Regions from separate parts of the Homo sapiens genome. Here regions 1 and 3 are each linked to region 2. A link is a loop called in an ENCODE intact Hi-C map of the cell type or tissue named here. Cell type or tissue: PC-3. All regions are shown on one strand.

Region 1 (8,000 bases), 62 kb before region 2:
GATGAAATGCTGCTAATCAAAGCCTTCTTTTGGAAAAACAAACAAAAATAACCTTGTCCACATAACATAGATGCTCTGTTCTGGCATTTTAAGAAAGTGTGAGAAATAACAGTACGATTTGAAAGTGGAACAGCAGGACTTATCATGGAAAGAATAATGGACTGCGAGGACACCAGTTCTCCTCCTGGTTCTAGCAACCAGCTGTGTGACTTGGGGCAAGTCATTTCACTTCTTGGAACTTCAGTTCCTTTATTTATAAACTGAAGAATTTGGTTTAGATGATTTACCACTTTCCTTCCAGCATTAAAAAAAAAAAACCTATGAATTTTGAAGATTGTAATGATTAATTTCATACCATGATCTGCACAGATATCACAAAAGACACTTTTAAATGTATTTTTAACATGAAGAGAACACTCAGTAGCATGTATATAATGATACTTGACTTGTTTTTATGTCTGTGTTTTCCCTTTCTAAAGTAGATTATATTGACTTTTCCTGAATATAGATCATTGAGTAAAATGAGCAGGAGCTCTTGTTTAAAATGTTTGTCATTATTTTTAGTTTCCACAATGTGTTTTTTAAGGAAAAAAATTTTTTTTTCATTCTAAGCACAAATTATCATGCAATAAGACTGCCGTGTATTGCTAGTGGGAAAAGCAAAACATGACTTGAGTTAACTACACATTTCAACAGGACATGCTGAGGAATTGACAACCAACATCACAGTGCGTAGAAATTTCTTTAAGGCAGCAGAGCTTTAGTTTAATTAGATAATTAGCCCTGGTCAGCCTATAATGAATGCACAGGCAATTAGCAATGAATTTGTGCTACTAAAGCCTGTTTTTCCTCTTTTGTGTTCCTTTGCTGCCATTAACAACTCTAACTACTGAACAATTTATATCTTCACACTAACAATCAACTTCATTGTCATTAAACTCTTTGAAAGCAATAAAGCAATGAGACCTGAATTTCGTTGCACAACATTAAGTGATTATGTTAAGTAATGCCATTTATTTGCCTAGCCATCCAGCTGCTATATTATGTCAAGCAAATAGGGCTTTTAAAAACAGTGCACACTCCATGATTTTGATGATTGCTTTATTTGTCAAACCCAAGCAACGAGCAAGAGATGTACCTCAATTTGTAGTTCTCACTCAGTAGCTTTCAGCAGACTTGAATAAAAGAAAACAGTTACACAAATTTACCAAAAGCAAGACCCTGTTAAAAAAAAAAAAAAAAAAGCCTTTCTTCGTGGCTTAAAGATTCTTATGTTTGGAAAATTTGAGATAAATTTCAGTAAGTGAAAGCCCTTGCTGGGCTGTCTTTTCTTGTTTGAGCAGTTTTAGTTTCATGGATGACAGATGGAACCTTTATGGCTTTTCCTCACATACCTCCACTGCAAGTCTTTTCCATCCATTTACTGTTTCTTAGGGGAATGGCAGAAGAGAAAAAGAAGGAGAGGAAAGGGAGTGACAAAGGGAGGAGAGAGAGCTTTCAGAAGAGCAGAAGTTACCAAAGAAATATAGATTGTGTTCCGAAGACTCTGAGTATTGATGTCATGAAAACATTTGTGTTGCTCTGGTTCTGGATGTGTAAGCTGAAAGACTTCATCATATTTCAATCACAAATTGTTGGAGTAGGTAGTTAGGCAGACATGAGCAGGGCAGGAAAGGGCCCTGCCCACCAGGAATGTCAGGCGACCATCAGGTGATGGTCAGGTGGTTGTTAAACTATCTCTGTAAAATAATAATTGGGCACAGCTGGTGCCAGGGAAGGGCAGTCTCCCAATAGATAAGAAAACACCCACATCTGGTGATCAGCAGCTTCCTGATGAGATCTCAGGAGTTGGGCAAGTGGGCTCAAGGATGCGCACTAAGAGTCAAAATGGTGGTTTAATGGGTATATGACCTTCCTCTAGGAACAGTCAGCTAGTAAGGGAACAACACCTCAAATGAGCATTTGCACAAATTCAGTAAACATGCTGTGCATGCAGCCCTTCCCAAGTGCTGGCAGGCCACCATGCATGCAGACAGCCTGCTCCAAGGGAAGTCTTTTCTTCTCAAGCGAGAAGAAACCAAAACCCCGAACCATGCCAATGTATGAAACTCCAGGTCAAGAGCCAGATGGGGCACTTGGATCTCTCAAGTCACTCGCTTGGCCCTCTTCCAAGGGTCCTTTACTTCTTTTTGTTTCTACTCTAAATTTTTTTTTAATAAACTTTCACTCCTACTCTAAAAGTTGCCTTGGTCTTTCCCTCTGCCTTAAACCTGCATCTGCTCCTCAGCCAAATTATTTTCTCTGAGGAGTCAAGGATCAAGTTTGCTTCAGACTTGTACGGATTCACTGCTGGTAACATAATGAGTTTTGAAAAATGGACATTTTGAGATTCTACTGGCAGTTTATACACCTACAAAGAGATATCACCTACAATATCAGAAACCAGTCTAATCCCATTAAAATTTATAAAGCTGTTATTATACAGAGTTTTTTTTTAATACAGACTGTTCTACTTATTAATAATCTAATAGGGTTTGGGAGATTAAACCCAGTATTAGAAAACTAGTCAGCCAATTAATAGCTGTTTAGGAATTCATTAAAGAAGTGCATTGCTTACTATTTAAGCAGAATTTTAAAATGTATAAACAGAATGTTTCTTCTGGTTGGAATATGAACACTGGCTTATAATTTCTTATCTTGAGACTTCCCATCTGGCTGGTCTTGGAAATATTTTTCTTTTTTTTCCCCCCTAGCAGTGCAACAACTAGCAATTAGAGTTTCAGAAATGCCAATTTTAATCACTACTTCCATTTCCAAAATAGAAAAACTTGCATGAACTACACAGTAGATAAACCCTCTTCATTTTATTCAGTTGAGTGTTTTTGAAAAGGTAATTTCAGTAAATCAAAGCCAGGGATAAGATATTCCAGAAATGTTAAGAAAATAGTGCAGATCCTTATAAATTATGGTCAGTTTTACTCTTAAGCTGGGCACTAATTTCACTGGCATTGATGTTTATATTATCCAGGTATCAACTTTAGTGCAGTTAGCTCACATAGAGAAGGGCTTCTCAACTTCAGTACTATTGACTTTTGGGTTGGCTAATTATTTGTAGTGGGGGGCTGACCTGTGCATTGTAGGATGTTTGTCAATATCCTTGGCCTTTACCCACTAGATGACAGTAGCACTAACTCCCATACCCCACCCTGTTGTGATAACCGTAAATACGTCCATCTGTTCCCAAATGTCCTCAGGATATGGGGCAAAATCACCCCGGTTGAGAATCAGTTATAAAGGATAAGATCTTGGCAACTTCTTCCTTTAAAAGCATTTAAATATTAAACAAATAAAGAGTGTTGAATTTGGATGTCTAGATCCAAATTCTTAACTTTAGTAAGTTAAGTCTTTTTTTTGTTTGTTTTTTGAGTCAGGGTTTTGCTCTGTTGCCCAGGCTGGAATGCAGTAGCAAGATCACCACTCACTGCAATCTGCCTCCTGGGATCACCACCCACTGCCTCCTGGGATCAAGGGATCCTCCCACCACAGTCTCTAGAGTAGCTGGGACCACAGGCATGCACCACCACTCCCAGCTAATTTTTTTTTTTTTTTTTTTTGTAGAGACAGACTTTCACCATGTTGCCCAAGCTGGTCCCACATTCCTGGGCTCAAGGGATCCACCTGCCTTGGCCTCTCGAAGTGCTGGTATTACAGGCATGAGCCACTATGCCCAGGCAGTAAGTGAAGTCTTAATAGAGATAAATAAATCAGAGCCTTGGTGAATCCCAGTTTGGAGTAATTTGAGAGACACCAGAAAAACACTCGTGTTTCCAAATACCACTTGATTTTCCCAAACAGGCTGCTATAGTGTTGGAAATTTCTAGTCTGAAATTTGTTCCTTCTGTTAAAATGCAAACATTCCTGAGAGGAGAATTTCTTTACACAAAAACTGAAACTTTAGTTTTCAGTTAAAAGCTAACATGTTATTAATATATAACTATATGTATATATAGGTTATTAATATATACTTATAATACTGTTCTACTTATGACAAGATCCTTCAGGAAGAAGACCCTGGCGAAAATTACCTTGCATATCAAGAGTTGGCGGATGAACACGAAGCAATCACCTTGGGAAAAGGAGTGATGAAAGTAGAAAGCACTAAAGAGATTCTTTATAGTTCTTGATGGGTAGCCTGAGTTGCTCTTGCCATGTTTTTGTTTGTTTTTTTTCACTCCTCACCGTATCTTTAAATCCTATTTTTAAAAAAAGTAATGAAGAGGTAGCCAAGATGTTCTTCAACAGATGAAAGGATAAATAAATGGTGGTACATCCAGATAATGGAATATTAATCAGTTATAAAAAGGAATGAGCTACTAAGCCATGAAAAGACATGGAGGAAACTTAATCCATGTTACTAAATTAAAGAACCCAATCTAAAAAGGCTGCATACTGTGTAATTCCAAGTATATGATATTCAGAAAAGGCAAAACTATGGAGACAGTAAAAAGATCAGTGGTTTCCAGGGCAGTGAAACTACTAAGTGTGATACTATAATGGTGGATACATGTCAGTAAACATTTGTCCAGATTCATAGACTGTACAACACCAAGAATGAATGCTGATATAAACTATGGACTCTGGGTGATACTGATATGTCAATATAGGCTCATCAATTGTAGCAAAATGCCACTCTGGTGGGGATGTTGATGATGCTATGCACGTGTGGGGGCTGGAGATATATGGTAAATCTCTGTACCTTTCACTCAGTTTTTCTGTGAGCCTAAAACTGCTCTAAAATAAACTCTATTTTTAAAAAAGGTAAAGAAGACTATATAGATGGTGTAGTAGTTGTTGTCTATTGCACTTTCTTTGCCACTTCATGTTGGGTGTCCCAAGTTAATTTTGGATAGTTACTGTAAATAAAATATAAAAGTCTAGAGAAGGACAGGTATCTAAGTCTATCATCTGTGCTAACGGGGAGGCCTGAGAGGTGTGGTGCCTGCTTTTCCTCCCTTGTTTCCTAACACATTAGTGACTGGCAATTTTGGACCTAGAAGATGGTTTGTTTCCTGGACCTTTCAGCACCCCTCACTAGGAAACACACCTTTCTAATCACTGAAGTAGTGCTCCATAAAAAGGAACTTTCTGAAACATAGGAGAGACACGGCGATCTGATGGCCGACATGCTGAAGTGGGTTCCAGGGTATTTTCATAAATCCCTTAGCAGTTCCCCACACTAGGCTTCCATTCAGGCTATGGGATTTCAGTTTTTCATGCTGGGTTTTTTTCTCATTGACTTTTCTTATGTAATTACTGTATCATGGCCCTCAGGCCATGACCAAACTCTAAGAATAGTTTGTGTTTATTTTTTTTTCCCATCGAATGTCACTTGCTTCTTCATTTCTTAATTTCTTCCTAAAGCGAAGGAGCCAAAATACACCACAGATCACAGATGGACTAGACAACAAGCATCTGCATTGCAGGGGCCCATGCAGAACCTGATTTATTTATGTAAACATTTTGCCACTTACTATATGAAGTTGTAGACTCCTCGACTAGTTACTGATCTTATACTTTCTAGTAGTTAACATAGCCCATTTTCAAAAAGTCCAACTGAACATAAAAGTAAAATGATTTTTTTTTTTTGAGACAGAGTCCCACGCAGTCACCCAGGCTGGAGTGCAGTGGTGTGATCTCAGCTCACTGCAAACTCTGCCTCCTGGGCTTGGGCCATTCTCCTGCCTCAGCCTCTCGAGTAGCTGGGACTCTGGGCATACGCCACCACAACTGGCTAATTTTTGTATGTTTTGTAGAGACGGGTTTTGCCATGTTGCCCAGGCTGGTCTCAAAACTCCTGAGCTCAAGCAATCCGTCCACCTTGGCCTCCCAAAGTGCTGGGATTACAGGCGTGAGCCACCGTGCCCGCCTAGTGTTAATAAAATGAAATATTCTTTCTTGTTTATTTCACCAGTTCTTACTTTCAGGCTGAATAGTATAACATTCTGCAGTTTACATTCTGCATTAACCTCATATTTTTTTTTTTAGGTTCCTTGCCTCAAATTGGACTAAGTGGCTCCTCTTTTGTAGTTTGACTTACATGTATCATGTAAGCAGTTGTCATGATATTATACTTGACTGACAGATTTCACAGTTGTCCCTTTTGGCATAACTTCCCCAATCTAGCATTTTGTTTTTACCTTTCTTTTCTCTACTCAGATTTTCCTGTAAGCTTTCACATAAAGATAGTATTTTATTCTTACTAATAGTCACAATAGAACACTAATACAGATGGCCATATGAGTGTTCACCTTTTAATAACTTGCTTTAGACTGTTTTCCTCTTAAAGTAGAGGGATCACTGGGTGTGGTGGCTCATGCCTATAATCTCAGCACTTTGGGAAGCTGAGATGGGAGGACTGCTTGAGGTCAGGAATTTGAGGTTACAGTGAGCTATGATCATGCCACTTTACTGCAGCCTGGGCGACAGGGTGAGACCCTGTCCCCCAAAAAATATACATATAGGGATCTATGAAAATAGATCCCAGTGTCTTACTGGGGTTGAAGAATATGGTCACCAAACCAAAAAGAGGTGAAGCGGCAAAAGCCTAGGAGCGCAGGCCGAGCGTGGGAAGCCAAGGCACAGCCACCTGGGCCATTTCCTCACCGCTAGGGGCAGGGACCAGAGAGGCAGGGGGATGAGCAAACCTTGAAAACTATATTCCTGTGTTGGCTTATACATTTCCTGAGGATGAAGACTACATCTACTTAATGTATTTTTGACAGAACCCAGGATGATAACAGGATGAACCCAGGATGACAGAACCCATGAGTATGTTAGCACATGCTAGTGACTGTGGGGCTTATGCCTTTTGTCCTCTTCAAGGGCATATTCTGGAGTACATTCCTAGAAGGGATGATAGTTGGGGAATGTTTTGGAGAAGTACGGACAGCACTGCAGAGGAGGAAAGGGAATCTGACGTGGAGGTGCTTTAATGTGTGCTTTGCCCAAGTGCTGAGAAGAATGGATTCTGATTGCTTTCCCCTTTTCTCCTAATAAAAAACGAGGAGAGAAAAGCTGTCTTATTTTAGATGTCTCAGCATCATGTACAAAGCATTAAAATGAACTGTCAAAGAAATTAACCAATCTGAGAATTTGTGATTGGTGATGGCACTGGCACCTCCCCATCTCTCCCATCCCTGGTGAGGGGTGCCCCTCAAAATGCTCTAGCTCCTGGCTGTAGTCACTGACTGTCTAAGCAGAGAGCACTCTTGCCCCATGCATGTGACTGCCTAGGTGTCAGGCCTTACCAGAAGCAGAGAAAAGGTCCTGGAAGGAGACTGCTTCCCTCTCACATCTTCTGCTGGTACCTTGGGGTCCCCCAGTGAAGCCAGGCTCTATCCTGGGTCCCTCCTAGGTGATCAGGGAAGGCTGCTCCCGGAATAGCCAGCAGTGGATGGGAGAATTGAGTGCAGCTGTGATAACTTGGATTACCTGAGAATTTGGAATAACTTTGGAATTCGAGGGAATTATCTAACTAGTCCTTATTCTACCCTTAAAGGAGAGTTAGGTGAAGATCCAAAAAATATCACCATGGAAATGAGCATATTAATCACCACGAGACCTTGGAAACTCAGGTGTCAGCCGTCATGCGTCAGAGCTGGGTGTGGTTTGGGAAGATACCACTCTGGGGTGGCATTTAGGACAAAAATGCAGCGCGGGGAAACTTGCCTAACAGTTCTCCTTCAGTGTCAGCAAATAGCCTTGATTGTGCTGCAACTGTGGTCCCTTCCACTATCTTACTTTCCGTCTATCTCAATGCCCCCCTCACACACACCCAGAGATGCTCACTTTGCCTCACTCTCTGTTCAACATTTGGCACGTTTCTTCCAGAAACCCCCTCCTCACTGTGCATTCAGTGCCACCATTCTCTCCGGATCGCGAGTCTTTGCTCCTTCCTGGATTGCCTCGGTGCCTCCTCTCCTCTGCGCGACCCTGAAATG
Region 2 (8,000 bases):
GAGTCATAGCTCCTTCCTCCTGTCAGGGACCTCTCCTCGCCATTCTCTCTCTCCTTGGAAATAGCTCCTTCCCCTCATCTTTTCAGGCCTGGAGAAGTATGGGGAGTACCACAATTGCCAGAACTAAATGCTACATGATTTTTCTGGTGGTTTCCCTTGTACCCTGACCACTTCTCTGAAAAGAGTCTCTTTATCATAAACCCTCCTATTACACAATTTGAGCATGCCATTGTTTTCTGCTGGGACATGTCCAATATATCTATGAAATAGTATCTGGATGTCCTCTCTTTGGGTCTTTCTTCCGATGGGCAATTGCTACAAGGACAATTTAAGACATTGCTTTTTGAAGCAGTTGTTTAATCTCACTGTCTTTCCAGACACCAACTCAGACCCCTCTGGGATGAGTCATTCTATTTGTGTGGGTGGGGTTAGTAAACTCCCTGAAGTGTAAGAAAGATTGTGTTGATAATGATGACAGAGAATTTTCTCAAAAGTCCAAGTCCATAGCCCCAAATAAAATAAACAACCAAAAAAAATAGTCTATGCATTTAGATGCATTGGACAGTGACCTACAGCTCAGCCCATCCTTTCTGGGCAGGATGTGGTTAGAGTACTATACACGATTAAGAAATTTCCCTTCTGAGCCTCTTCATCCTGTAGCTTGGTGTGGATGAAGTCCACCCAAGTGACACCTGGACCCTGAGGTATTATGCATGTGGAATTAGTAGAAGAGCTTTGAAAGCATCAAGATAGTGCATTAATGTTCTTCTGCCCCAGATATGGTTAAAAATGGCTCTTGGCAAGACTCACTTCCTTTATTTTGGACATAAGCAGAGAAGAACTAGCTTTCTGTGGCAAGCAATGATATATGGCAACCTACCTGGATGGTTGCCTATCTGATATAATGCTTGCAAAAGTGCTAAAAGCCCTTCCTCCCCCAGACCTCCTCTCTTTCTTCCCAGAAGTTCTGTCACAATTCCAGAAATTCCCATTATTAGCACGAGACCTTAAGAGTATTACAGAAATCCTTGGCAGAATTAAGTACATATATGGTTTGACTGCCTGGTGTCATGTGCAGGAAGAATGGCAAAATTGGAGTACTGATTGGGAAGCAGGTAAGCAAAAGTGTGAGACATCCAGAATCACTCAGAAATGGCAGACGTGTCAAACACAGCACAGTGAGGTGAGTAGGTGACTGTCGAAGGCACTGTATGCCTGAGCGGGCCTGAGTGTGATTAAAACTGTCATCAAAGATGAGCTTTGCTGAAACATAACACTATAGTCTATGTAAAGGGTTCAGGTTAAAGCTTAATAAACATATTTCCTTTGCTACTTCATTTATAACGTGGCTGAAAGCTGTCACAGAAGGTTGCCAAAAGATACTTAATAGTTGTCTGATCTCAAGAAACTAGACCATTATAGGTAACTCTGGAGCCAGAATGTCAATAATCTGTCAGGATGACTAATCCCATTTCAATGAATGAGAATGACATTGTTGATTGGCACTGGGCTTGTGAGCTTGGGTTTGGAGGTGGGGAGAGGTGACGCATGTACCACGTATTTGCCAGGACTACCAAGGGACCTTTTTCTGCTTTACTCCATAGTCATATCTAATTTCTAAGTGTTCATTGGCCCCATATAGGCTTCAGGAATTCCTAGTACTGCCTTCCTTGGAGTTTACTGTCATTGGATCGATTAGCAAAGGGTAAATGCATGAAACTTTCCATTTCTCTTTATGCTTGTGTCTATAATTTGGGTAAGATGGCAGGTGATGGTTTGGGGATCTAGGCTGAGGTCTCATGAGCTAAGAGGATTGGCTGATTAGGAGCACATCATGATACACTTGTTTCCTTTCATACCTTCTCTGTTTCTCTCTCTCTCTCTCTCTCTCTCTCTCTCTTTTCTAGGCACCTTGACCTACTTTTGTCCTTAATCTTGCCAAGCACGTTTCCCCCTCGGCCCTTTTACCAGGTATGTTCCCCCAGTAATCTCTCTCATCTGTTCAGGTTTTTTCAATGTTATCTTCTTCATTGACCCCTCTCTCTGAAGTGCTACCCCCTCCCCAGGCCAATCTCAATTCTCTAATCTTAGTTTATTTTTGCTTCATGGTGCTGCTCATTACTACAGAATATTATGTTCAATAGCTCTTTATCTATGTGCAGATTTTCTATCCTCTTCACTAGAGTGCAAGACTTTGAGAGCACAGACTTTGCCTGTTTATTGTTGTATCCCAATGCCTAGACGAGTGCCTGAACATAGCAGGTGTTAGGAAATGTTTGTTGAATGAGTGAATGGAGTGTTGAAAGTAAGGAGACTTTTCTAGGCCAGGGGTTTCCTGCCAAGTCATGTGCCAGCTCCAGAGAGCAATGCTTATGGAGACAAGGCAAGAAGCCACAGCAAGGCGTGTGGTAAGGGCTGGTGGTAAAAGCTGATCTGGGAGCCACAGATCACAGCAGTAGTCAGAAAGCACAGTGTTTTCTAGGAAATTCTGGATCAATGTCAGAATCCAAGTGAATGACAATGACAGCAGATGTGAGTTCCTAGCACAGATAACTCACGGGAGGCACTTTCTCAGATGCGAAGCTTTCCAAATGCTTATTGCTGGAATGGAGCCCACATGGGCCCTGAGAAGCTCTGAGGCTGAGCTCAATTCAGAGGTGGTAAAGTAGTTAACCCAAGGTGGTTGGTGATGGAGGCCTAACTGCTGTGAAGCCATCATTGATGAATCCATTCTGTTCTGCAGAAGAGAGAGCCATGTCTTCCAAACCAGTTCCCAATGCACTATAGCCTCCCTTTACAGATCCTTGTCTCCCAACCCCACCACCCCAAAATACTTTTTTTTTCAAAGAAGTTATGGTGCTGACAATCCCCCAGGGACCAGTGGTCCACTCACTTCTTATGTCGGGGAAATCCACTCGACAGCAAAGGGCTCTGTGCTGGCTGGGAATCCCCACTGCAGCAGCAATCTTTGTGGGGCTGAGCTGCAAACGCTTTTCAGATTTAGCACGCAGCCTCATGAGGAGGAATAGTTGCAGTTGCCTCTGCTGAGAAACAAAGCTGATGACACTGAAACATCTGGGAAATGGGAATATTATTTCTAGAAGATGAAAACAAATGTCCAAGCTGGAAGTGCTGCTGGCACTGACCTTTGTGTGCCTGGTTCTCCCACCCCCAAATCAATTTGTACACTCCTAGGATCTGTGTAGGTGGAAAGACTTTGCTGTGTATTTGTAACTCAGCTCATTATCTGAGGGTAAGAAGAAAAGAGGCTTGGCGTGGCTTTCAGAGGAAGTAAGGTGAAGACTGTTCTCCCCCAAACAACTAAATAAACCACGTAGACCTTTCATGACTCAGAAACCACAGACTCCACAGCTAACATGCATCTATTCATTCTTGTCTACAAGTATTGATTGAGAGCCTGTTGTGTGACTAACACAGTGCTTGGGTTGAGAACGTAATGGTAAAACAAGATTCACTCTCTCCCTTCAAAAGCAGGTAATCCCACTCTAATGTGGTACATTCTACAACATGGAGGCAGTGGAATATAGTAGCAAGGAAGGTAGATTGGGTTTTGCCACTAACTAGCTGTGTGACCTTGGGCAAATCACTCTGCTTCTCTGAGCTTCAATTTTCTCATCTATATTTCAGGGAAATTACCCACGTTATGGGATTTAATAAAGTCATATTTACTATCAATGTTTAGCCTAGGTGCCAATAAATATTAGCTATGGTCTGGTTATGATTTTATGATAAGTGTTATAGAATGCTGTGGGGTACATTTATATATTGAAATATGCTATTTCTGGGCAAATATAACTATGTTCAGGATAAAGCCTAGAAAAAGTTTGAGTAATTGGAGGTGCTATGTTTTGCTTCTTGCTTGAGAGACCCTCTCTCTGAGTCTCTCTCCTTTCCCCTTTCCTGGAGCCCTGTGTTCTCTGGATCTCCCTTGGATTTTCTCCACCAAAATTTCCTCTCAGTGGATTGACAGATTGGAAGGAATCTAAGGACAGTATGCACATGGCATTGTCATTGATTTAGAGCATCACCCTTCCTGGAGGTATTCACATCTCACCCAGAAAATAGTGAGGTGTCAGTAAAAACTGCCTTCTGAAAGTAATTAAAGAGTTTGGTATTTGCATAGGGAGAGACAAATTGAGAGGGAAAAGTTCCAGAAACAGACCCATGAATACATGGAAATTTGGTTTATAACAGAGATGGCAACACAAATCTGCAGAGAAAGAGTGAACTACTCAAGTGCTGGGATAATTAGCTATGGAAAAAAAGAAATATCCCTATGTCATACTCTATACCCAGGTAAATTACAGATGGAATTAAGACCTCAGTATGAAAGGGAAAGTTTAAAACTTTGAGTTGCAAACATAGGGCACTTTAAAACATCAGAGCTATGTCTCAAAAGGCATACATCCAAAGGAAGAGACTTATATTGAAATATTATACTTGTGTGCCAACAAAGACACAATAGAGAGTTAAAATATAAGCTGCAGACTGAAAGAAGATACTTATAATGCCTACAGATAGCAAAAATTCTTGATACAGATGTATGTTTTAAATTCCTACAAATTAATAGGAAAAGATAATCCAATAAAAATGGACAACTAATATGAACTGGACAGTCATGGAAAAAAGAAAGAAACAACTCAGTCTCATTAATATCAAGTGAAATCCAAATCAAAACCATAGTGTGATATGATTTCAAACCCCTGAGGCTGGCAAAAATGATAATATCTGATAAAACCAAGTTTGTCAAGGATGCAGGGAAACAAATATTCTTATACATTGCTGGTGGGAGTGTAAGTTGGTGAGTCTATGCTGGAGAGTGCATTGGCAATATCTGTCAAAGTTGAAGATGTATATATCCTAAGATTTAGTCATTCTACTTCTAGGTATGTAAGCTAAAAGTCTCTTGCACATGTATACAAAGTGACAGGTGAACATATGTTCATTGCATCATTGTTTGTAAAGGCAAAAACTGGAAATCATTTAAATGCCTATCAATGAAAAGATGGACAAGTTGTGAATTAGTCATGTAATGCAGTACTATACAGCAGTTAAAGTAAATGAGATAGAGCTACATATACCAGTATGGATCGATCTCTGAAAGGTAATATAAGAATAGAAACAGCAAACTATACAAGTATCTGAATTATAAAATACCATTTAGATAAAAATTTAAAAAACACACCAAACTTTATATTGTTAACATGATATATTTATACATTATATATTTATATATGATATATGTTGCTTATATATTTGTTATATACAGCTACATCATATATTTTTAAAGACACATGTTGTTTATATAAAAATACATAGTGAATGTATCACAAACAAACATGGGCTGGACAGGCATGTCCTCACTCGAGGACAATCTGGAGATGAAGGAAAGAGACAGGGATGGCAGTGATTTGGTGTAGGGGAACTTAAAAAAGATTGGAACCTAATGTAATAAAATGTTATTGTTAAATCTAGGTGGTTGATGGCATATATGCAGATACATGTACTTTTCTGTGTTTTGATGTTTTAAAATTAAAAAAAACAAATGGAAAAGAACTGGTTCTATTTCTTGCTAATATCTTTTCAAATGAACTAACTCTTCAATTAGATAATGCCTATGGGTCTATTTACTCCCTACTGTACCTCATGGATTTGATATGCATAGTTTGACTTTATGTCAAGTTCTGTTCTTTGCAGACCGGGCTCTTCTAGGGCAGAGAGGCCATGTGTGCGTGGGTAGTCCCTTCACTTCACAGAGATGCTGACCAAGGTGTGCAGGGACATGAAACACAGTCCATGCTCTGCTCCCCAAGATATACCCCTGGCACAGGTCTGCATAGTTGCATCCAACCAGAGCAGGCATCTTTTGATGTGTTTTAAAAAATATGTAGATATATATAATATACATATATATAAGCAACATATATATAAATACATAATATATTAATATATCATGTTAACAATATAAAGTTTGGTGTATTATTTAATTTTTATCTAAATGGTATCTTATAATTAGGTGCCCAAGGAGGAACCTATTTCTCATCTGACCATGTAGCGTGGATGCCTTCTTCTATTTGCACAAAGGCATAGTCTAGACTAAAAGCAGACATCATCTAGATTAAGGCTACACTCGAGGTTTTCTCACCTTATTGGGGTACATATTAGCAAAATAGTTGAAAATAAGGTTGAAAACATGTTCACTTTGTCTGGGACAGCCAGAGGGAGGATGGAGGAGGATCCAACTTGTTCACTACTATCCATTTTTCTTTCCAACTGATCATTCAAGAAGCATCTGATGAGCACATTCTAGGTGCTAGGAATAGAAGATTGAATAATATTCAATAATAAATTCTTTCTTCCCTCAAGGAAGTCAGACACTCAGATAATTACACTTCATTGTTTAAAGGCAGTAAGAGAAGGAAACAAGGAGGCTGTGGGATGCCTAACTAAGCAACTGGTGAGGTTATGTGTTTGGCTCAGGGAACAATTCCTGGACATGGTGATGTCCAAGCTGGATTTGAAAGGCTGAGTAGGGTCTGCAGTGGAGAAGGGTATTCCAGATAGAGAAAGCATCCTGATGCCATTTTTCCCCTTTTTTTTTTTTTTTTTTTTTTTGTGGATAAACCATTGCAGGAACGCCCCCTCCTCTATTAGGAGCTGATTTGGTGGATCTGTCAATCAAGGTGCCTGAAAGCCAAGCCCCAGGCAGTTGAAGGGCCAGAGACAGCTGAATCAATCTAGTCCCATGAGACTCTCTCTCCAGGAATTTGACTTTTCAGCAAAGTTATTGCAAAAAAGGAAAATGATTGTTGCAGAGCCCTAAAAAGATTATTCATAGGTGCTGCTACCTGATTTTTAAATCTACTCTGGTTCTCTTTCCATGCCAGATTCTTTAGTTTTTCCTTCAATTCTGTCAGCTATCTTACTTCTTTTCAATAAATTCTTCTTTTTGCTTAAGTTTTCCAGGATCAGTATCTGCAGCTTGAAACTACAAAGCCCTAGCTGATACAGCAACAGCAACAACAAAATCAATGGTGGAAACTAGAAGTCAAGGAAATCTCTTTAATTTATCTGCCAGAAGTCTTTAAGGAAGAATTCCAAGCCCTTTAGAGGCTCTGCTAAAAAAGAAAGAAAAAGGAAAGAAGAAGGGAAGGAGAGAAGGAAGGGAGGGAGGGAAGGAGGGAGGAAGGAAGGAAGGAAGGAAGGAAGGAAGGAAGGAAGGAAGGAAGGAAGGAAGGAAAAGGAAGACGGATTTTCCCACCATGCTGTTACCAGGCAGGTAGAAGTGTGTTAGAAGGTACATTCCTGGGAATGCTGGGCTTGCAGGGAAGATGGATGGATTCCACTGGCATCATTTAAACCTCTTTCACTGGATGGCCTCTGTGTCCTTCTACAGAACAGCTGTTACATGCAGCGCTCAGGAGAAAAAAACAGTACGATGCTGCTTCACATGGAACCCAGCAGGAATCTGCCAGAGACCCCTCTGCAGCTGGAGACAAAGAGACAATTTACCTTGTTGGCCCTCAGGGCAGAAATGGAAATGACAAAGAGTCAAGGACATCAGATTTTGAGCCTGCTGCTGGCTGATCTTCTTAGCTTCTAGCCCACAAAGAAACCCAAGGTCTATTATTGAAGTAAAAACAATTAAAAGTTCTGGCTCTTGCATTGTTTTATAATTACAGCAACATCTCTGGTACAAATTATGACTCATTCACTCTTCAAAGAAATTAGCATCTGGGCCACCACTAAGGAAGCTAGTTTTTGGTTGCATAGTGGCATCACATGGTGCCCACAAAACACTGGAGACATAGCTCCTGAAGGAGAAAGCATTGCTCAACGCTGGAGTGGGGGGAGGGTTCTCTTCTTCAAAGATATGGCATCTCATTGAAAGTTCTTGTGTTCTGACACCCCCTGGTAGGATATCAGTAGTTACAAGGTTTTATTGTGATTTTCATTATCCTACCCTATACTATTGTTAA
Region 3 (8,000 bases), 350 kb after region 2:
TGAAGAGCGACTGAAAACGGCACATGCAGCATTTACCTTACTTCCAGGCGTCCTGGACTCCCCAGTAACATTTCCACAATACAGGCATGGCCCAGGCAGTGCTCTCAAATGATGTCTAGAGAGTCCCTGCAAGTCACCCAGCTCCCTTTTCTCTGTCCTCAGCCCATTCTCACCAACCACAGGGATCTTACACTCGGTGGCTGGCCCGGGGTGACTCACCACGTGCCCGCTGAGATCACGGACAAAGCCAGAGGCCTGCTGGCTCTGATAGTACTCAAGCTGCTTCTCCGCCAGTTCTACCCGCTGTAACAGATTCTCAATAAAGTCCTGGAGCCGGGCTTTCCCTTGAACCTCCTTCTCAGCTGCCGCTTCCAGGAAATGGTTGAATGTGACAACTTCTCTGCAAGGCAAAAATGTCAGAACACAAAAGGGAAATATAAGGCAAGGAATTCACTCATTCAACACATATTTATTGAGTGCCTACTATTTGTCAGTTAACACCCTAGGCAGTACTCCATGGCAATGACGAGAGAGGTAATCACCTCTTTGTGATTACATTTACAGACTGTATTTTAATAGAGGAAGATAGTCACTATAAAACAAACAAATAAATATATGTCAGATGGTCATAAGTGCTAAGAAAATTGAAACTGGGTGCAAGGGGACAGTGACAGAGGAAGGAAAGGAGTGAATAATATTTTAAAAAGCAAAGTTAGAAACGACCTTTTGAATGGGGTGACATTTGAACAGAGACCTGTGGAAGAAGCCATGCAGGTGTTTAGGAAGAGCAAACCAGGGACAGCAGATGGGTCTGAGGTACAGCAAGGGGGTCTACATGGAGGAGGGAGCTAGGTAGGACCTCACAGGTCACTGTGAGACTTCTGGTTTTATTACAAATGAGATGGGAAACCATTGGATGTATTGCTTTTAAGACAAGCTCTGACTTGGATTTTTAAAGTCTGGCGATTGGGAGAGAAAACTCTACAGGGAGAGAAAGTATAGGAGCAAGAGGCCGAGCTGAGCACCAAAACAGCACATCAAATGAGTCATCTTGTCCAACAGTATATTTTTTAGCTTAGAGCTTAGAACAAAACAGCCCATACAGCTACCACGAGGTCAACCCAAAGACCACCGGGAAAACTATTCTAATGCTGACATAAGAGAAGCAATGCATGGGTTGCCCTCCCCTAAGAAGCTGAGCAAAATACTTCAACTACTCCTTTATCTACATAATTCACAAGTAGATTACAAATCCAGAAAAATTCTAATAACTTTATTACCATCTTATATTTTGCTTTCATTTTTAATGGAAATATGAAAATAGTATTTTTTTCTGATTTATAAATAAGCTCTTTATTTAAAAAATTCAAATAACCCATTAGAAATATAAAAAAGGAAAGATCACCTGAAACTCCATTATCCTGAGACCACCACCATTATCTTGGTAGCCATCCTCATGAACATCAAACTCATCCCCAAACACACCCACCCAAGCACACATACACGGTTTTCCTTCTTTTCCTACCTTGCTCTCAACTCTCAATTCCCCTCTCTCCAACCCTCTTTCCTAGGCCAAGGACCCAGTAATCACCACTATGAATAGGTGTATATTGCCAGAGTTCTCTCTACCCTATTGTCTTCACTTAATAAGAAGCCATGAATATCCTTTTAGTCATCACCCTTGTATGTTCTGCAAGTCCCAGGGGAGCTAATGAGTTCCATAATTTTACTGTCCGTTGGGTAGTATTTCCTTTACATGTCTCCAAAATCTCTCTCAGTCTTCAAGGAATGGCCTCTCACTGTTTTTGCCATGTTCAACTTACACAAGATTCTAAAGACTCTACTTTCTGTCCTTTCAGGCTCTTTCAATTTTGATTCGTGAATGCTAATTTTTGTTAATCCAACCTCATTCAGTTGTTCTAGACAGTTAATTAAATTCATTGGCTTCTCTACATCTTCTCAACCTCCACTTGATCTTTATTTTCCACTGAGCTCTGTAATTCTCTTGGGAGTAGAACTTCAGGGAAGTCTAGCTCAGGAAGTCAGAGTTTTACATAAGATCTTTGCAAAATAGCTGGTAGTGACCTCCAGCTCTTTTCTTCTGTACTAATAGTCAGTGTGCCACTTTTACAATTAGTCATGATTTTTCTCTCACAAATACATTACGCCACACATGGCCATACTGAAACTTTTCTGACACTTCCTATAGAATCACACATCCTTACAAAACTTTGGGAATTACATATGTATAAAAACAGACAACAGGCTGGCTCTAATAATGATTCACTCAAAGAAATGCTAGTGATACCAGCCCCTGTTTTTTCTAGTTTCCCAACCAGGATCAAACATAAACCCTAATTCCATAATAATTCCATCATCTTTCAGTAGCTAAGAAATATCCACACACAAGAAATAAGAGTCCTTCTGGAAAAGAATTTTTTTCATCGTCAAGTTTCAAGTTTATTTCCAGATGTTTCCATATTAGCCCTCAATAGAAGATGTGTACTTTTCAAGGTCTTCATTATTCAGGCCATGAACACAAGCCAATTTTTAAGCTCTACCGTCATTCACTTTGATCTGCTTCCTACATGAGCCACAAACTTTAACTAGCAGCAAACGAGTGGCGGGCCCATGTGAATGCATCCCCAGCCCTTTCATGGTTCTTGCTTATGGTTTAGGTCCTTTGGGATGGAGTATTCTGGAAATACACCACAGGAAAATGGTTACTACTTCTTATTTCCAACATTAAGGCTTCAATTCATTTGGAGTCTGAGAATCCAAATTTCTACAAGCCTGTTGTAGAGATTTCCTGGGAGATATTTAGGATAACTGAATGATGCAACTGTCTCCAAACTGTACTTACAGGGCAAACAACCAAAAGTTAAAAAAAAAAGTACCATTTTTAAAAATTCATTTCGGTCAATATTTCCTACATCTTATTATGGAAATGGTTCACATATATTAAGGAAAATATAAAAATTGACCTTTTGGAGGATTCAACTGGGCAGGGACAGAATCAGCTTTTGTTCTCTGTTCTAAGTCCAGCACTCAACACATTTGTGTTTGACACACAATATTGAATAAGTATTTGTTGTAATTAATGTTTATAAAGGACAAGGAAGAAACTAAAAATGACCCAAAATCCCACCACTCAGAAGCAACTACTGTCAATATCCAGTATATTTTTTTCCTGTCATTTATCTCTGTGCACATTTACCATTCCAGGGCTTTCATGCTATACAGTCTAGCATATGCGAAGACAGCAACATTTGATGGCTTAATCTCAGGGGATTAGCATCACAAAAGCAAGAGAACAAATTTGAATGCAACACCTTTTATGATTGTGGCTGTATTTTTCAATCACATATTTTGCCACTGTTTCTACATGAAACTTTTAAAAATTAATATTAATGCTGATATTAATTTTTAATATTAATTTTAATACGCTCCTGGAATGTTATGCCATGTCACAGAAAAGAAGGATCTTTTTTCTAACTTCTCTCAACCAATTATCTTGTGCCCTGAAGCTGAGAAGTTAATACCTTCTGTATTTTTCAACCAACCTGGCACAAACTGCTAACCTAATTTCAGTTTGTAGATGTATTACATCAACTAGGGTGGAAAAAAACAGTTAAAACAAGCTTGATGGTATCCTATGATTTTGTTTTAAAAGACAGGTTAAACACAAGAGAAAGACTGGAGAAGTTCATCATACTGAGATTGTGTAGGGTATCTTTGTTAGATGAAAAAGGGATCAAAACCAAGTGACTAATTGTGGAATATCATGTGTGTACATCTCAGATCCACCGTTCATTCACATCCTGTTCAGTCTGGATGAATATCCAGAACCACCTCTTATTTCCCCAAAGAATCTTGGGGTTTTTCTGAATGGAAAAGAAAAGGGGTTAAACACATTGCATTTGTAACCTCTTTCATAATTACACTCCAAACAATAAAATATCCATTCAAAGTGCAAGACAGACCAATAGATTTCAACGTAAGAAAGTACAAAATGTTCACTGATATGGTTTCAGATCCCACATTGCAATGACTCTTTAAGAAACTACCAACTGTCACATTTGGCACAGCATCAAAGCAAAATATCCATGATTATCTGAGAAGGCTATTAAAATACCCCTCCATTTCCTACTATGTATCTGTGGGAGACTAGATTTTCTTCATCTGTTTCAACCAAAACAACAAATTTGCAACAGACTGAATGTGGAACTACCAAAGTCCAGCTGCCTTCTATGAAGCCACACATAAACTTTTAAAACAATACCGCTCTTTTCACTAAATTATTTTTGGGAAAACAGTTATTTTTCATAAAAATATGTTATTTACGTTAGCATATAATGGATACATGTAGTGAGAGAGTCAAACAATGAAAGAAGGAAATACCGAAATAAACACGTAATTACAAAGCTAGTTAAAAGTGACTAAGAAGAAGAATAATATGATGCTATCGGACAGAACAGTAGAAGACTTGTGTGGTTTTATTTCTGGTTCTCAACCCTGTGACTCAGAATACAGTGTGAAAGCTGGAAGGCCAGATGAGAAGATAAGGGCCAACCTGAGTGAAACTCAATCAGGGTGTGGGTGCAGACCAGTGTTGGGGAAATTTAACTGGTTCTAAGCCACTTCCGGCCCCATCTTCGACTTCTTCTTTATTTAAAAAAAAAAAAAAAGGCCAAATATTATTAAATCAGAGGTTTTAGGCTTCAGTAGAAAACATGCTTATTTAAAGCAATATTTGACACTAAAAAAAAAAATACCAGTACAATATAAGAAACTGACCTTGAAGCTCATTATTATGCAGAATGATTTCCAGATCTGGAAATCTGTCAGATGGATAGGTATCCAGAAACCAACACAGTAGAAGAGGAGCAATGAGGGAAAAAGCCCTTTCCAGAGAGCCAAACCTTCAGTTATATCCATTCACACATGCGTTCATTAATTTACAGGATGACCATATGGTCTGAAAAATAGATAATATTATTTCATTTTTTACAGATGGAATCCTCTCAGTTACTTCTTCTGAGATGGGTTAAAGACAGGTTAATTCAGAAAAATCAAAGACATGCTATCATGTGACCAATACACCCTAGAAGCATGTGCAGAGAGTAATGGAAATATGCGTTCACGCACTGTGGTGCTCACTGCAATTTTGCACAGGCATTGAACTATGCATTTTAATGAGTGACAACACGTTGATCCTATCATGTATTATAATCTACTATCAACAAACCATTTCTTATGTCTATTTTAACTTCCTTCATTTTTGCACTGAGCCACACTTACTTTTGGATATGCTGTTCCCTCTGCCAGGGTCATTCCTCCTCCTCTTCCCAAGCCCCCACAATTAATTATCAATTAACTATTCCTCTAACCTCAGACTCTCTTGCCAGGGAGTATTCTCAGACACATGCCCAGGTGTACATGACATGGCCTACTGTGTTTTCCACAGAAGTTTGTACCTTATCACCATGCACATCACAATGAACCAGTGTGCCATTTCCCCATTTGACCATAAAATCAGTGAGTTCAGGGACCTTGTGTGCTCCTTCACTGTCTGCAAGTACCCCCTGTACCTAACCTGAGCCCAGCACACAATACAGGATTAATGCATTTCTGCTGAATGCATGAAATGTGCAACTATATCTCTACTCGAAAATCATTAACCAACACAGAGATCCTTAAGTTTCTTTTTTCCTTTTTCCAGACAAGTACTGGGGCATAAAACCAATGAGTAACCTACGGGTACCTCCTACAGGAGTAGGGGGTGGGATCTAAAACTGATGCCTCTCTTCTATTCTTAAACACTTTAACATCAGCTTCTCCTCCCAAAGGCGAAGCTCTACCAACTTATTTAAATTTCACTTTACATGACTGATTTATGAACCTCTTCAGAGGAATATGAAACGGTAAAAATACCTCCAGCTAAAAATAGTCTAGCTATTGATCACAGAGCACCTCAGACAGACCATAACGTCAACCACAAGGCAAATCCCAAAGCAGGAGTCGACCACCTCCGAGCACAGGGAGCTTGGCTGCAAACCCATAGCATGGAGTCGGCTCCTGCGCTCTCTTTCCGGCACCACAGGCCTGAATCTGCAACAACTGCACGTCTTAAGGCATGGCCCATCTCTACTCTTGTTGGCCCTTAACGCTAATGAGAAAATCAAACTATTCTCATTGGTTGTAAGTTGACTAATACTATATTCTGAGTCCCAAGGGCCTAGAGTGGGGATGTGATAGGAGGCAGGGGAGTGGAGAAAAGAGAATATGCAGAGATAGAAATTGAAAACTTTCCTGGGTTTCCGAATTTTACCATGTGCCAACCCTGAGAGGATATGCTTGACACGTCATTTATTCTATATGAGTTTCTAAGTCTGCAAGGAACACATCCTGAAAAGAGAGGACCCCATTTATATGCACGAACCAACAATGTGGAGCAAACAGACCCTTCTCCACCCCGCTGACCTCTATATCCAATGTGATTTTTTCTTGGCCTGCTTTCTAGCTATGAATCAGTCTGGACACTACATTGCTTAGTCGCTGCTTTAGCTGATCAAAAAATGGGAATGAATTAAATAGCAAGAGGATTTGGTTGTGCAAAGCAAGTTACCAAATCAGATTTGCCTTTTAAAGGCCAGCATTCCAAGGTCAGCTCTGGAAAAAAACCTAAATGGGCATTACCTAGCTCAGGCCACCCCCTCTATGTCTCATTTGTCATACACCCTAATGACCTGTTTAATGTCAAATTTCCCTTCTGGTTTATAAAGTCCATGAAGGCAGGAACTGGATGCCTTTGGTTTACCATCCCATGGTCGGAACCTAGATCAGTATCTGCTGCTCAGCAAACACTCAATAAAGATTTGTCTTCTGCATGGCTTTAGGCTGGAACGAGGCAAATGATGAAGGACAAAGGGAAACAGATTCTACGTGTCACTGCCTGCAAGGGAGTAGGATGGAAATTAGAGATGGAATCACAAAGAGTCCTCTCATTGTGATCAAAGCCTAGCAGTGGCAAAAGCCCTACCCCGATTAAGCAAGGACATCTGAGAGTCAAGTGAAAAGCCCTGGGCTGGGTGTTCTGGAAGCTTAATATCATGACCACACTGATGATGCCACCCTTCCCCTGCCTCCCAACACCTCAGATGCCAGCTGACATTTTCTTTAATCACATCAGAAAAATAAATGATGTCACCATGGCAGCCCTCTCAAAATAGCAAAGAAGCAAGCCCATCCAAAATGGGCCACACTCAGTATTACATAAGTCTTGACGCTTTGGGGGAAAAAAAAATCACATTTTCAGGAGTCTGGCTGGGACACAGTGAACTAATGGAAAAAACACTCAGCAGAGAGACAGGGAAATTGGATTCCAGGTTCAGCGTTGCTACTAAATCTCTATCCTTGGGCAAGTCATTCCCCTGCTCTAGGCCTTATTTTCTGCATGTATAAAATGAGTGTGTTATCCAGCAGGAAACAGGGGCAACCTTCTGGTTCTCAAATCAGAAATCACCTGGTCTACTCAGGGGCCATCTCTAGCAGCCCTCCCTGCCGCCCCTTCAAGGTCACTCTCTTCTGGCCATCAATGCAAATTCTGCCTTTCCTCCTCATTTCCTCAGTGTGGCCTCTCCACACATAAAAATCTGTTCTCTAATGTATTACCAACTTGAAACTGTGGCTTATATTGAGGCACTTCTCAAAACTCCCCTTGCATGTTCCTGAGTATCCCTTATTCTTCCTATACAGAACACAAACACCTTAGGGAAAGACAGCAAGCATTTTATGTTCCCCCCCACACACCTCACACAGCACTGGGCACATTACAGATGTTCAATCAGGACTTTTCAAAACATATTGCAGAAAAGTGTATATGTAAATTTTGTGTTACTTTTATTATACTCAAATTTTCCAGACCCCACAGGACCAACTCAGCCAGCAAATTAGCTACTAAGTCCATCCTTTCTTGTTAAGGGATACCTTAAAGCAAG

The links. Hi-C counts contacts between places; a loop is a spot of excess contacts. Peaks named below come from ENCODE experiments on the same cell type or tissue, not always from the same donor. Only the 100,000 strongest peaks of a DNase experiment are listed, where the experiment ranks them.
Region 1: a loop joins it to region 2, with 2.3 times the contacts of the local background. A loop is called at or near these places in 12 of 110 quality-filtered maps.
Region 3: it touches region 2 in a loop (12-fold over the local background); 2 of 110 quality-filtered maps call a loop at or near these places.

Annotation. Positions count from the first base shown.
Region 1 is chr10:62,790,027-62,798,026 of GRCh38, reverse strand. LOC124902437 (a long non-coding RNA gene) reads left to right here and starts at 3,619. Exons shown (of 2, transcript XR_007062156.1): 1 at 3,619-3,734; 2 at 4,053-4,823. In PC-3, a CTCF peak has its summit at 3,072; a DNase peak (open chromatin) is centred at 3,476; H3K4me3 peaks cover 475 bases; H3K27ac peaks cover 766 bases.
Region 2 is chr10:62,728,489-62,736,488 of GRCh38, reverse strand. No RefSeq gene overlaps it. Among named protein-coding and RNA genes, the nearest start is that of ADO, 72 kb to the left of the region's middle. In PC-3, no CTCF peak of the experiment used is centred here; DNase peaks (open chromatin) are centred at 568, 1,498, 2,338 and 3,358; H3K4me3 peaks cover 2,905 bases; H3K27ac peaks cover 4,879 bases.
Region 3 is chr10:62,380,796-62,388,795 of GRCh38, reverse strand. ZNF365 (zinc finger protein 365) reads right to left here. Exons shown (of 5, transcript NM_014951.3): 3 at 220-400. Among named protein-coding and RNA genes, the nearest start is that of ZNF365, 10 kb to the right of the region's middle. RefSeq lists an enhancer at 3,981-5,180. In PC-3, no CTCF peak of the experiment used is centred here; DNase peaks (open chromatin) are centred at 3,805, 4,125, 4,525 and 6,795; H3K4me3 peaks cover 2,416 bases; H3K27ac peaks cover 7,587 bases.